Linked DNA regions of Homo sapiens: region 1 is linked to region 2. Evidence: chromatin contacts called from ENCODE Hi-C data. All regions are on one chromosome and are shown on one strand. Each heading gives the region's core, a stretch centred on a gene start or an enhancer-like site at or near the end of the contact. The rest is flanking DNA. Distances are from core to core; before and after follow the strand shown. Region 1 overlaps GAB1 (GRB2 associated binding protein 1). Region 2 holds the start of OTUD4 (OTU deubiquitinase 4).

What was found. A loop is a pair of places that touch in the nucleus more often than their neighbours do. Pooled maps may share reads with other maps.
Region 1: a map with no recorded cell type shows a loop between it and region 2 (9-fold over the local background). The contact joins the enhancer-like site here to the promoter of OTUD4 in region 2. A Hi-C loop is called at or near these places in 3 of 37 single-sample maps with no recorded cell type and 3 of 50 pooled maps.

What each region holds. Positions count from the first base shown.
Region 1 is chr4:143,356,018-143,362,505 of GRCh38, reverse strand. The region is part of intron 1 of GAB1 (GRB2 associated binding protein 1); the gene reads right to left. Among named protein-coding and RNA genes, the nearest start is that of MIR3139, 16 kb to the right of the region's middle. Within about 2 kb of position 3,370, at least 24 of the 41 ENCODE cell types and tissues checked have a DNase peak (open chromatin) inside an H3K27ac peak, as active enhancers do.
Region 2 is chr4:145,178,138-145,184,118 of GRCh38, reverse strand. It overlaps OTUD4 (OTU deubiquitinase 4), which reads left to right and starts at 3,530. Exons shown (of 21, transcript NM_001366057.1): 1 at 3,530-4,304. The coding sequence starts at 4,146. LOC124900794 (a long non-coding RNA gene) reads right to left here and starts at 1,926. Exons shown (of 2, transcript XR_007058294.1): 1 at 688-1,926; 2 at 1-585. RefSeq lists silencers at 3,124-3,523, 3,614-3,843, 3,964-4,423 and enhancers at 2,769-3,598, 3,599-4,428, 5,854-5,981.

The sequences.
Region 1 (6,488 bases), core at 2,121-4,620, 1.8 Mb after region 2:
TAATCCGCCCCTTGTTTAGCATGTAATAAGCATAAAAATAGCCAACCAGCAGCCCTCGGGCTGCTCTATGGAGTAGCCATTCTTTATTCCTTTACTTTCTTAATAAACTTGCTTTCACTTTACTCCACAGATTTGTCTCGAATTCTTTCTTGCAGGAGATCTAAGAGCCCGTCTCTTGGGGTCTGGCTCAGGACCCCTTTCTGGTAACATATGGATGCTGCTATTACGAAAATACTGAGAAACTATGGGTTCTGTTATAACATTTTTCTCATAACTATTATTAGCATCTTAAGTAATGTAGGAAGGTAGCTGTTGTCCTTATTTTTCTATCCTTCCACCTCCACCTCCAGTATGCCATGTAGGGTGGACTTATGTGATTCTTTTAGGTTACCCAGCATCTGAACTTTCCTTCCTATGTTTGGAAAATCATTAACAATTAACACTACAGGCCAGGGGTGGTGGCTCACACCTGTAATCCCAGCACCTTGGGAGGCCAAGGTGGGGGGATTGCTTGAGCCCAGGAGTTCAAGACCAGCCTGAGCAACATAACAAGATCATGTTTCTTAAAAAAAACAAAAAACAAAAAAAAACCACACACAACACTTCAAAAGCTGAAAACTCCAAGTAACTGCTTTTTCAACCACCCCTGCAATCAGACTGCAGTCACATTACTAGGTACACTGGCTCCACCAAATAATCCATCCCAGATTTAGAATCTCAAGCAGTTACAAATAGTAAGAACCGTACAGAAACCTGGGCCAGAGGTAGGGGCAGTGATGCAGTTCCCAAAGGCAGCGGTGGTGGCATTTGGGGTCTCGTGTGACTGTGCTGGTGGTGCAAGATGCAGGGCCTATGATCATGTGCCAGGAGGCAGTGGCAATATATTCCCCAGATCAGTTCAGCATCATTGATCCTGGCTGATAAGCTGCCAAGGTGAGTTCTCAGCTTTTCCAGAGAAACTGTGGCTACCTAATATTCTTAATAAACTCCTTTTATGATTAAATTAGTCAGAGATGTCTATTGCTTGTAACTGAGAATCCTGACTGATACTGCAAGTCAGGTAACATTTCATTGCCTTTGGTCAAAGGCCACTATAAGATCTGCAGAGCAAACAAAACAGTGAGATCTCCCCAGTAAGAGTAAGTCAGGGTGTCAGAGTGAGCTGCTGAGCAAGATGTTACTAGCATTTCTGAAATATATTTCTTAAAAGGAAGGACAAGATGAATAAATCAGCATGCTGTTTTAATAGTAATCTAAAATATGATTTTGCCTATCAGACTGAAAGATGCAAAGGACACTGGCTATACCCTAAAATGCATCCACAGTTACTTTCTGGAATGTCTGAAGGTTGCGTATTGCAAAAGAAATCCCTCCAAAAAAAAAAACTCCTTCCCAAAAACTTGAATTTTTAACCCCCTGCTTAACTATGCCAACAGAAACAGTGATGCCATTCCATTAGGCTGGCTCAGTCAGTAGCAGCACTTTATGTTAGCCTGATAGCAAAAATATGTCTTGTTGGGGAAAGGATGAGGTAGAAATTAAAAAATGTAAGTTTTGAAACTGGAAATAAGCACTCACACTTTGTTTTTAATTAGAATTGATATTTCTCCTACAATAATCTGACTTCAATTACCTTGGGCAATGCATTTGATTTCCCCTAGTCAATAAAAGTAAATTGTATAGAAGTTCACCTTAAATTCTCCTTTTGGCTTATTACCAGTAACTTTTACCATGGTACTTAAAAAAATATTTTCAGTAAGACCAAAATTGCCGCAGAAGTCACACGAAAAACAAAACTTTGGCACATGAAAAAAATTCTTATTAACAACAAGCATCAGGATTCTGAGAAAAATCAACCCACGAGACAACTTTTTTTAGCATGATGGCAAGAATTTGGGAAAAGGGAACTTACAGGAAAAAGAGTTTGTTTTGCCAATTATTCATTCACCTTTTTTTCCTTCTATTTTTGTAGTGTCCAAGTAGGATTCCTTACCCCAAACCTAATTTTATTTTCCATTTTGTCCTTTAAAGATCTCAATCTTCTGATTATAAAATCTAACAGTTAACCACTGAAAAGGCAACAATTCCATGAATGCAGGTTTTTTAACCTTTAGTTCAAAAAACAAAACTTAGAATGGAAACAAAGTATTTTTTATCTCAAATAATAAAAGCAAATTTAAAATAGAAAAATAACGTAAGAAACAAAATCAGAATCAGGAGAATGTAAACTGAAAAATTTCCCAGTTCTTGAATTCCGGTTTTTTAAAATTGATGTGATATATATGGGATTATTCTCCCCCTCATTATTTCAGAGTAGGACACAGAGTGGTGAATCTACTTATACAAAAGAAACATCTGTCTTCAATCCAGGATTCATATAAAGTTAGATCATTTGCACAAGGCCATATAGTTTTATGCAACATACAATAAACAGCCATTTCCTCTTCTACTCTCTAAAATCATTATAAACCAAAGACACTAAAAAATCAAGCAGGCTGCAACTTGCCCAACCTACAGAAATGAGAATCTCTTTTTGGGTATTTTGAACTAACAGTGACTCATGGAAAAAGGCAGGTTGCTGTCAAATTGAGATCTTCAAAGTTAGGGTTCCCCAGCGTTCCTTTGAACCAAGGAACCCTGAAATTGGAGCAAATGCACAGTATAACACAATAGGGAGAAACCATCACCATCACTTTAGGGGTTAACAAACACCCTTTGCCACTGGCAACCCCTGAAAATCTCAGAGAGACCCAGTAGGGAAGGAAGAGGTACTCTAGGAAAGACTTTGACATCCACCATTAGATTCCAATCTTTGGCTGGCCTGATTATAAATGAATATGAAAAGGACATACTCAACAATGACCAGGGCACACAGCCTTACAGAGAGCTTAGAGCACTCACACAGGGGATAAGGCACAACTTTTCATAATGTTAAACACTGAAGAGCAGTGATGTTTTGGGAAACCCAATAATCCTACAACTGGACACAGTATCATGCAGCCACTAGAAATGGTCATCACAAAGCACATGGAAATGTTCTCTCATTATACACCGAGGGAGGAGGAGAACAGGACTTGTCTAGCCTTTACTGTTTTCATATTGGGTAAAGACAGATAAAAATGCTTCCGTGGGTTTTTTGTTGATTTGTTCTGCCTGTGTACAAAACTCATTAATGGAAATAGTTAATAATCTACTTTCAGTATCAAACATTTTCAGTATCAGATCCAGCATGCTACATCTCATCTGGATGAGGGGGTCATCATCTGACCAGAATTTACTATAGTTTCACATTTATTTCCTGTTACTCAGAGAAAACGGAAATGGCCCCAAAGGAGGCCAACCCTGGGGCACCTGACAGCTGGGGTTCTTTACGACATCACTCCTTAAGTACTGTTTAACTTCTCATACCATTTAAAATGTTATCACACATTTACTTAGCTCTGCAGTTTATAACCAACCTACCAAACGGGACAAGCCAGTCTGGATTATACAATATGTAAATAAGCCAGGGAGCTAAGGAGCAAGCTGACAGCAGGACAAGTTGGAACCGGGATAGAAGTTAAACCTTACTACACCTGAAGGCAGCCTCTTCATTCACTTTCTCTTCATAGTGCTTTATAACTAAAACATGGAGAATACAAACACCAATTCAAAAAATTCTACGTATCCCCACAAATACCAATTAGTAAGTCACCAAAATTAATTAAAGGAAACATACAAGTCAATATTTAAATTTCATTTAGCTTTTTTAATCTGATGAACCTACTGAATACTCATATTTGGGCCTGAAAATATTAATGCATTCTAAAGAGATTATCAGTAATGTGTATCTTCTTCTCACACACACATGCTGTCAGCTTAAATGTGGGCACAGTGGCAGAACTGAAGTTTCACTAACGTTGTTTTAGGACTTGAATAAATTGTTTTAGTTTCATGTGTGTACTTGTTTGAAAAACAGATTTTATATTCACCACCTTCAGAGATGTTGAACGCATATCACGAAACTGGTAACACTGCATGAGTATTCCTATTGTGTCAAATACAACAAATTGACATGAGAGAAGCTCTACAAATGAAATATTTAACATTTTATAATAAAAAAGAAAAATACCGAAACAACATTCAAAGGTATTCATCAACTCACATTGCTTCATGAAGATTACAATCGCCTATAAATTTGTCTTTTAAACAGGCTGTTACAATTCAACTGGAAAAAAAGCTATGAAACTTAAAATTGTGTCTATACAATTAATTATGAGTAGATGGTGATCATGTAAGAATCACTGACAAAATTACATGTAAATCATTTAAGAGCAACAAAAGACAGGTGAAATTTAATAACTTCAATCTAAAAACTTTAAGGCATACACACACGTACACACAACGTATAAAATATATAATCATTAAAATGTCTGTTGAAAATTTAGGGCTTGGTTTAACGTACCGGAGTTCTTTCCTAGGTTCTTAGTTTTTAAAAGTGGTTTTTTAAAATAGCAATTTATATAACAGACACATTTCTCAGCATAGTTGCATCCTCTTTCCCTTCCACTAAAGGAGAGATTTACAAAACATGTATAAAAAAATAGGAATGCTCAAATTTATTCTTCCCTCTTTCTGATAATTCATATATATATATATATGATTTAAAACTAAGTCTTAAGAACCATCTTTGAAGAGATAAAGGAAAGGAAAAAGCCCTTAGGGTAGAAGGAATCATTTCCTGGAAATACTACTAAATACACACTTAAGGAGGGGTGAGAGTTGGCATCATGAGACTGTATCTTTCTATTCCAAAGGGTAAGTACAAGACAGGTTGCAAATTGGCCCAAACTATGGAAACTACCACACTGTGGTCAGCACCCACAGCTTCCGCAGATTCTAGATTCAAATGCCACCTCATCACACTGTCATCCCTACCCACCCTTCACAACAGGTAAACAGGAAAAAAATAATCAAGGTGAATGATTTTCAAAGAGTTCCCTGGTGATTTTGATACTCCCCTCACCTGTCCCCCAGAATGAAAACTAGAGAGCTAAGTGTATGCTGCCTCATGTTCTCACCCTTAAAACCCTGTATATTAAAATATCTGATAACCCCTGGTTCCAATGGACTCCTCCCTTGCCCAGTTTTAGAGTCCAAAGTTGTGGTTTCAGCCAGACAGGTGTCAAAGTCAAAAAAGTATTTCTGAACAGATACAGATGTCAGGCCACAAAACTGAAGGCTTGTAAAAACAATGTCTATACTATATAGAGTTGAACCAGGCTGGCATCTTTATGATCTGGGCATCCACTAGGTAGGAGTTTACAGATACCCTAGTTTATCCTATCTGTTCTGTTCCAACCACTGGTATTCACACATTAAGTTTGCAGAAGAGGTTCTCCAGCTAGACTCACAGAAAGAGCTTCAGGACTAAATTCTGCAAAGACAAAAAAACAGGCTGAGTAGAAACTCAAACCCACCCAGGATAGATTACCTAAAGGTATTTCAGAGACATGTCCTAAGGTACCTCTTTTAAAGATATATAAAAAGGTGGTAGAAAGAGAAAGTCCAAAATTTCTGCAGAATTAAAACACACACAAAAAAGGTTGTTCTTTTGAGAGGGTATGGAAAGTATTCTAAATAGCATCATCTAAAATCTTTCCCCTCAAGAAGAAAAAGTAAAAAGTTTACAAGCTCAAATCTCTGCACTCCTCGCAGAAACCCCCATTTTGTTTGGCAGGCCTTCAGATGGCCTAGCTTAGCTGGCAAATATTCAAATACAGTTATTCAAAATATGTTAATGAGGCTAACGTGGTGTTTGCATCACATAACCCAACCCTCCCTTTCTTTGTGTGAACTGAACCTGTGCAGGTTAAAACAGGCGTGCCAAACACTTGCTAACTGAGATTACTGACTGTTGGCTGAGCAACTGCCAATTTAAAATAAGCAGTTAGGGAGAAGGGCTTTGCTCAAATGCATACTGTATTTAAAAATGGATACAGAGTTTCATTTTGATATTCAAGTGACTCCCACTCCCATATTCCTCTATGGGTATGAAAGCAAGCATTAACCATTTACATTCTTTAAGCACCATGTTCAAAGTATCCTAAAGATTCCAATGTACTTTACAAGTACTTTTTTAAAAACAATTTTCCAGTGAAATGTTTTTCATTCCACAAATGAAGAAATGGAAATAGCATTTACACATTGCATAGATAGGGATAACTGGAATCAAAAGTAGAACTCAGTTATTTTATCTGAGTTAATATACCTATTCAACAACATCTTCAGCACAATATCAAGTATTTCTTTTGTGGGTAAAATAAAATCACAAAGCAACTAACTGCTTGTCTTTGATTTGCACAAATTCTCAAAATTTGAATATTTCCCCCACAAAATCAGACTATCTTAACATTTTCATTCATCTTTCTCCCAGTCTCCCCCCGGCCCCGACCCAAAAAAAGGCATTGGCTTGTTTCTTCATCCACACAGACATTCCATACATAGCC
Region 2 (5,981 bases), core at 2,281-4,780:
GTGCTGGGATTACAGACGTAAGCTACCGCACTCGGCCTTCAACCATGTTTTCAGAGCAGCTCATGGGAAGTAGGACAGAGAGTAGAAGGCAAGAAGCTTCATCTTTAAGGAGATGAGCTGGAAGTTAAATAATTCTGCTTACATCCCATTGACCTAAACACAATCACAGGGTCACATTTAGTTCTAAGGTAGCTGGGAGATATAGCCCAAAGTTGGGTGCCCATGGGCCCAGCAAAAACTCAGGGGAAATCAAATGGGAAGTGGAGAACGACAATTAGCAGCCTCTGGCAGATAAGATCCAGAAGAAACAGGTCTTTCTTCATAAAATACATTTTTTGAGTAGGATTCCATTACTTGAATTTTTGTAGAAAATGAAACAATGCTATGTGGCAATAAAGACATTCTTAGGTTACTCTATTTTTGTAAGAGATTTCATAGATTCAAAAGAAATCCTATTACTTACTATTTTGACTCTTTGGTAAAATAACTTACCTTTTCATCTTTAGAATTCAGAGAACTGGTACAACCACGGATACTAAACTAGTGATTATTTTCACGAATTGTCAAAATGCATTCATTCTCTATCTAGTAAAGACAAATAATGAAGAATTATATCTGTATTATTTATCTATTGCCATGTAACAAATTACGACTAAATTTAGGAGCTTAAAATAAACACTATCTCACCCAGTTTCTGAGGTCAAGAATTTCAGAGCTTATCTGGGTAGTTCTGGCCAGGGTTTCTCCTGAGGTTGTAGTCAAGATTTTGGCCAACGCTGGAGTTGTCTGAAAACCTGACTGGGCTGGAGGATTCGCTTCAAAGCTGACTCACATGACTGCTGGAGGAAAGCAGGCTCCAGTTTCTTACAAGGGGAACCTCTCTGTAAATCTGACACATAGCAGCCAGGTTCCACCAGCATGAGTGACCCATGAGACAGGGAGTATGAGAGGCCAATCAAAATGCCAAAAATGTCTCTTATAACCTAATCTCAGAAGTGACATACCACTACTTTTGCTCTATTCTATTGGTCACTCAGACCAATCCTGTTACAAGGTGGAGGTGATTATATGAGTGTGAATACCAGGAAGTGGGAATCACTTGGTGGGGGTCGGGAGTGGGGCATTTTAGAGGCTGCCTACTACAATACCTAACCTTAGGTATTGTTGGAAAAAACAAAACTCCATAAAATCTATCAATCTATGAAGTTTAAAAACAATTTAAAAAATTCTATCTAGTACAATTATTAGCCCTAAAGTTTGTCAGAGTAAACAAACTTAAGGCATTGACTTTGCACAAGAAGAAAAAAGTTGGTTGACTCCTTTGCATAAGTTTAATTTTATAATTTCATTAGGTCTCAAAAGCATTGAATCTTTCAGGTATTATTTGATTAAAATGATGTCTGTTTAGAGTTCTTCACACAGTCAGAAATGGCTTCCTTAGAATAAACATTCATCAACTCTGGTTTGGTTTCTTGAAAAGGTTCAGAAGTTAATGTCAACAAGCAAAGATCCTTTGAAAGTTAAGTGAGTTTCTCTAAGTTTTGGTGCAGTTTAAAGACATAGGATCCTCTAATATTGCCTTAACGCTGAGCTATATTTGGGAAGTTGGCATACAGAGGGTCTGTCTTGGATTAAGTCTCAAAATACCTAAAGGATTTCCTTAAACAGGCCCAGGGTCAGATATAACAGGTGCATCACTTCTAATTTTGGAACCAGAAGCAGCCAGCTTAGAGTGAGGTTGTTCTACATTCATTCAGCAGGAGTTTAGATATTACTTTGAGTTTCTCTTTGAGTTTAAAAGGCAAGCTTTTAAACTCAAAAACAAGGGCGATCCATGTTTTAAGTAGTGGCAATACTCAGGAATTTTTTTTTTTTTGAGAAGAATGAGAAGTATATGCAATGTAAGTGTATTTTAAAAAGAAAAGCAACAGGTTTGACTTGAAGCTATATTTTTCTTTTCCGTTTTTTTTTTTTTTTTTTTGAGACGGAGTTTCGCTCTTGTTGCCCAGGCTGGAATGCAATGTTGGGATCTCGGCTCACCGCAACCTCTGCCTCCTGGGTTCAAGCTATTCTCCTGCCTCAGCCTCCCGAGTAGCTGGGAGTAGCCTCCCGAGTAGCATGTGCCACCACGCCCGACTAATTTTGTATTTTTAGTAGAGACGGGGTTTCTCCATGTTGGTCAGGCTGGTCTCGAACTCCTGACCTCAGGTGACCGGGCTGCCTCGGCCTCCCAAAGTGCTGGGATTACAGGCGTGAGCCACCACGCCCAGCTGAAACTATACTTTTCTAAACCTGATTTCAAAGTGTTTCTTCGCTACAACAAGTAAATTTGAGGCAGGGACATTTTTTCATTTAGGTAACGATAACGTTTGTATTCTCTAAAAGCAGCATAATTTGAGATACAATATTTAAACATTAAGAAATCAAAGACGCTCCAAGGAAAGTGAATACATGACTGATTGCTTGCACTGAAAATACTGAAAAGTGTCTAACGTAGTTTTTAAAAAATTTTTGTCGTTGGACTCTCACCACCTGGCCTGCCTTGCCCCCCATTCCAAGGTATTTGACTACATGTCTAAACCTATAGTAATGCTCCCTTTTCTTCTCCCTCTCCTCCACCATAGCCTAAAAGACTGAATTAGTTCCTATGATTAACCATGTATTTAAATAAGGACACCAGATGTTGTATCTTAGCAAAATAAAATTTTGGTGCAACAGAAGCATGCTGGATAAATTCTGGGTTCTAAAGCATAATTTAACTTTGTCAATTCCCTGCCATTCAACGTCGGAGGGTGGGAAGTTGAGCTGAAGCCTCGAGCACTGGTGGAAGCCATGGCCAGTCCAGTCAGCATGTTATCAAGCAATTTACAAGATGAATTTTTTAAGGGGGAAAAAAAAACCCTAACGTCTTCCGACAGTGACATGTCTCTGTGATGGGGTGCTCAGCTACAGTGACAGGGTGAACAAAAATGTCTTTGGCAAAGCCTTCATCTTGCCGTAGTACGTGAGCTGTACTACTAATAGCAATCAGCAGTCCACGGTTGATTTATGGACAGAGTGTGTCGTCCCGCACCGTGCCAGTTCCCGGAGCCTCAGCCAATTAGCTCTATTTTCTGCTTAAGCCGTTAAAGCCACCTCCATGGAAACACCAGGAGAGCAGGCCGGGGGGAAGGGAGCAGACAGGTGCGCCCTCTGGAAAGAAATACACAAAGGGCCGACACTGCGCCGCCGTGTCCCTGGCAACTCCACGCCAGCCCGGCGCGCGCGATTCCCGCGGCGCAGCGGCAGGGTTGGCGGGTGGCGCGCGCAGGTCGCCCCACATCGGCCGGCGGAGCCCCTCGGCCTGCTCGCGGACGCGGCGCCAGTGCAGCGCGAAGCCGGCTTGGGGCGGTGGCGGTGGCGGCGGCGCGCCCGCGCTGTAGGGACTTGTAGTCCGCGCGCCTCCCGGGCACCTCCCCCGGGTAGGCCGGCCAGCGCGTCCCCGCCCGCCGCAAGCCGACTTCCTGCGGCTGCCAAGACTACATCTCCCGCCGTCCTCTCCGCTGTCGGGCCGAAAGCGAAAACAAATTCTGGGCTGCGAGGTGCTGTTCTCTCCCGGGCGCCCCCACCCGCTCCCTGCCCCTCCGGCGCCCTCCAGCGAGGTGGGGAAACGAAAGGCCGCGTCTTTCTTTTTGGTTTCCTCGGCTCCCGGCGTGGGGAGTGCGCGGGGGCGCAGGCCCCGCTTCACCTGAGCCGGCCCAGCGTGCGCGCCAGGGGCGGGGGTTTTCTCGCTTCACACCGGTACGGAGGAGGAAACTTGTGGGGGCGGCGACCCCCGGCCTGGGTCCTGAGTCAGGCAGCGAGGCCGTCGGGAAGTGACTACTCACTCTCGGGGTTTTCCTTAATCCCGCTCCCCCCGTTTGTCGTGGGCGCGTGTTCGCTCCGAGGAGGCGGCCGCGTGCGGACAGCCATGCATTAGGCAGGGCTTCCCTATGCGCCCGGAGAGCGCGGACCGCTGCCTCGGGCCGCCGCCGCCTGCCGCCGCTCGCGGAGCCCGAGCCCCAGCCCGAGCCGCCGCCTGCCCCAGGCCGGGGCGTCGAGCAGCCGGCGGCCTGGCCATGTGGGGCTAGCCCTCGCCGCGCCTGGCCTGCAGCAGGACCAGCAACATGGAGGCTGCCGTCGGCGTCCCCGACGGCGGGGACCAGGGCGGCGCGGGGCCCCGCGAGGACGCGACGCCCATGGACGCCTATCTGCGGAAACTGGGCTTGTATCGGAAACTGGTCGCCAAGGACGGGTCGTGCCTGTTCCGGGCCGTGGCGGAGCAGGTAATTGCGGGGGGGCGGGGAGGGCTTCGAGGGGAGGCGGGGACGGCCCGGCGGGTCTGGGTGGGGAGGCAGCTGCGGGCTGTCCGGGCCGCCCACGGCCGGGGCTGCGCGTGCCCTGGCTGTCGTCACAGCGCCCCATTGTAACGCCGGAGTGGGACGCTGCTTTGCGTCTGAAAGGTGCAAATTGAAACTCGAAAGCCCGCAAATTAACGGGGTGTCTCTCTCCTGATGAAGAGGTAATGAGTTGAGGACAACTTGTGAGGCCTGCTCGGAGCTTGTACAGTTGATTTATTGCTGGGGACCTGGCGACATGATATTTTTTACTTTTGTTCCGCATTCACCTTCCTTCCCTTCGTTTGAGAAGCACCACGCTCACCCCACTCCAGTAAACCAAGTGTTTACTAGAAGTGGTGGATCAAACTTTACTTGTGGAACATATTTTGGTTTGCTGCTGGACTTTGGAATGTAGGGTAGGCAAGCTCGCCCATGTCACTTGAATCAAATGGGCAAACTGCCGTTTGAGAAAACCAGCCTTTTACAAATATAGAATATTTTGAAGGATTTGTCTTGAGTAGGTTCCACCCTTTATTATGCTCTGCTGGGCTGTGTAGGTATACTAAACAGAACTGACTTTTTTAAAAAAGCCTGTTTTGATGTTGGTAGTAGAAAGGGTACGTGTAACTGGAGCTTTTCAAAACCATTTTCTAACACAGTTGCTCAGGAAGATTTTTCTGAATTTTTTTTTTTGAGCGAGCTTATTCCATGTTATATAACACTGTGTGTTGTAGGTGTGCAGTCACCAAAACCCATCCTATATTGAAAAATAGCTGCCGAAGTAGCTGGATAAAAGTTTCTGCTCTGGTGTGTCTTTCAGACGATTCACATGTGCTTTCCTTTGACCTAGGACCTGCTCCCCACACCCCATTGCACACCCCTCCCTACCCGCCTGTGGGGTTTTTATGATGTTTCTGTTTTCTTTTCCCTCACCTTTTTTGAATGCTAAATAACTTTTAAAATTTCTATTTGTGAGTAAATGTTTTACTTAACATGTGGAGGCCAGTCTGTTCTCATTTTTAAACATTGAAAGGCAAGCCATTTATTTACCATAGGTAGCGTAAAATCTTTCTTTAAAACAAGAAATTGATTTAACGGACACAAACCGTTGCTTTATGTTGCGGACATTGTCATTGAAAAATTCTTCCAAAAGCTCCCCAAACCAGGCTCTGTCCGTTTCTCATTTTCAGTGTTGCTGTGGGGTATGTTCACAGCCACCCACTGCCTCCGGTCCTTATTGTTAGTAGGTAAATAGTCTGCCCCATTTGTGAATTTTCTGAATCTCTGTCTGTCCTGCTTCCTTGGACTCCTCAGCACCTCCAGAAGCCTAGGGAAGAGGTGGAAGTGAATTCAGCCCGTATTTATAACGTACTGTTAGACCTAGCAAGAGTTTGGTAAGCAAGGAGGTAGAAATAAATGGCGGTAAGGGAAGCTTGGCGCTTACTTGGATTTGAGTTATCTTGAGTCCTAGTTTATATTGAAGCAGAAGGGTGTGCCTGATTTCCGTAGTGCATACCATAGATACTCGGTGGCCTTGATTATACAGAAGCCTCTTTTATTATAGTGGGATCTCTGTTTTTAAGTAGAAAAGGGGCAAGAGCTAGTTTACACTAAGAACTCTTT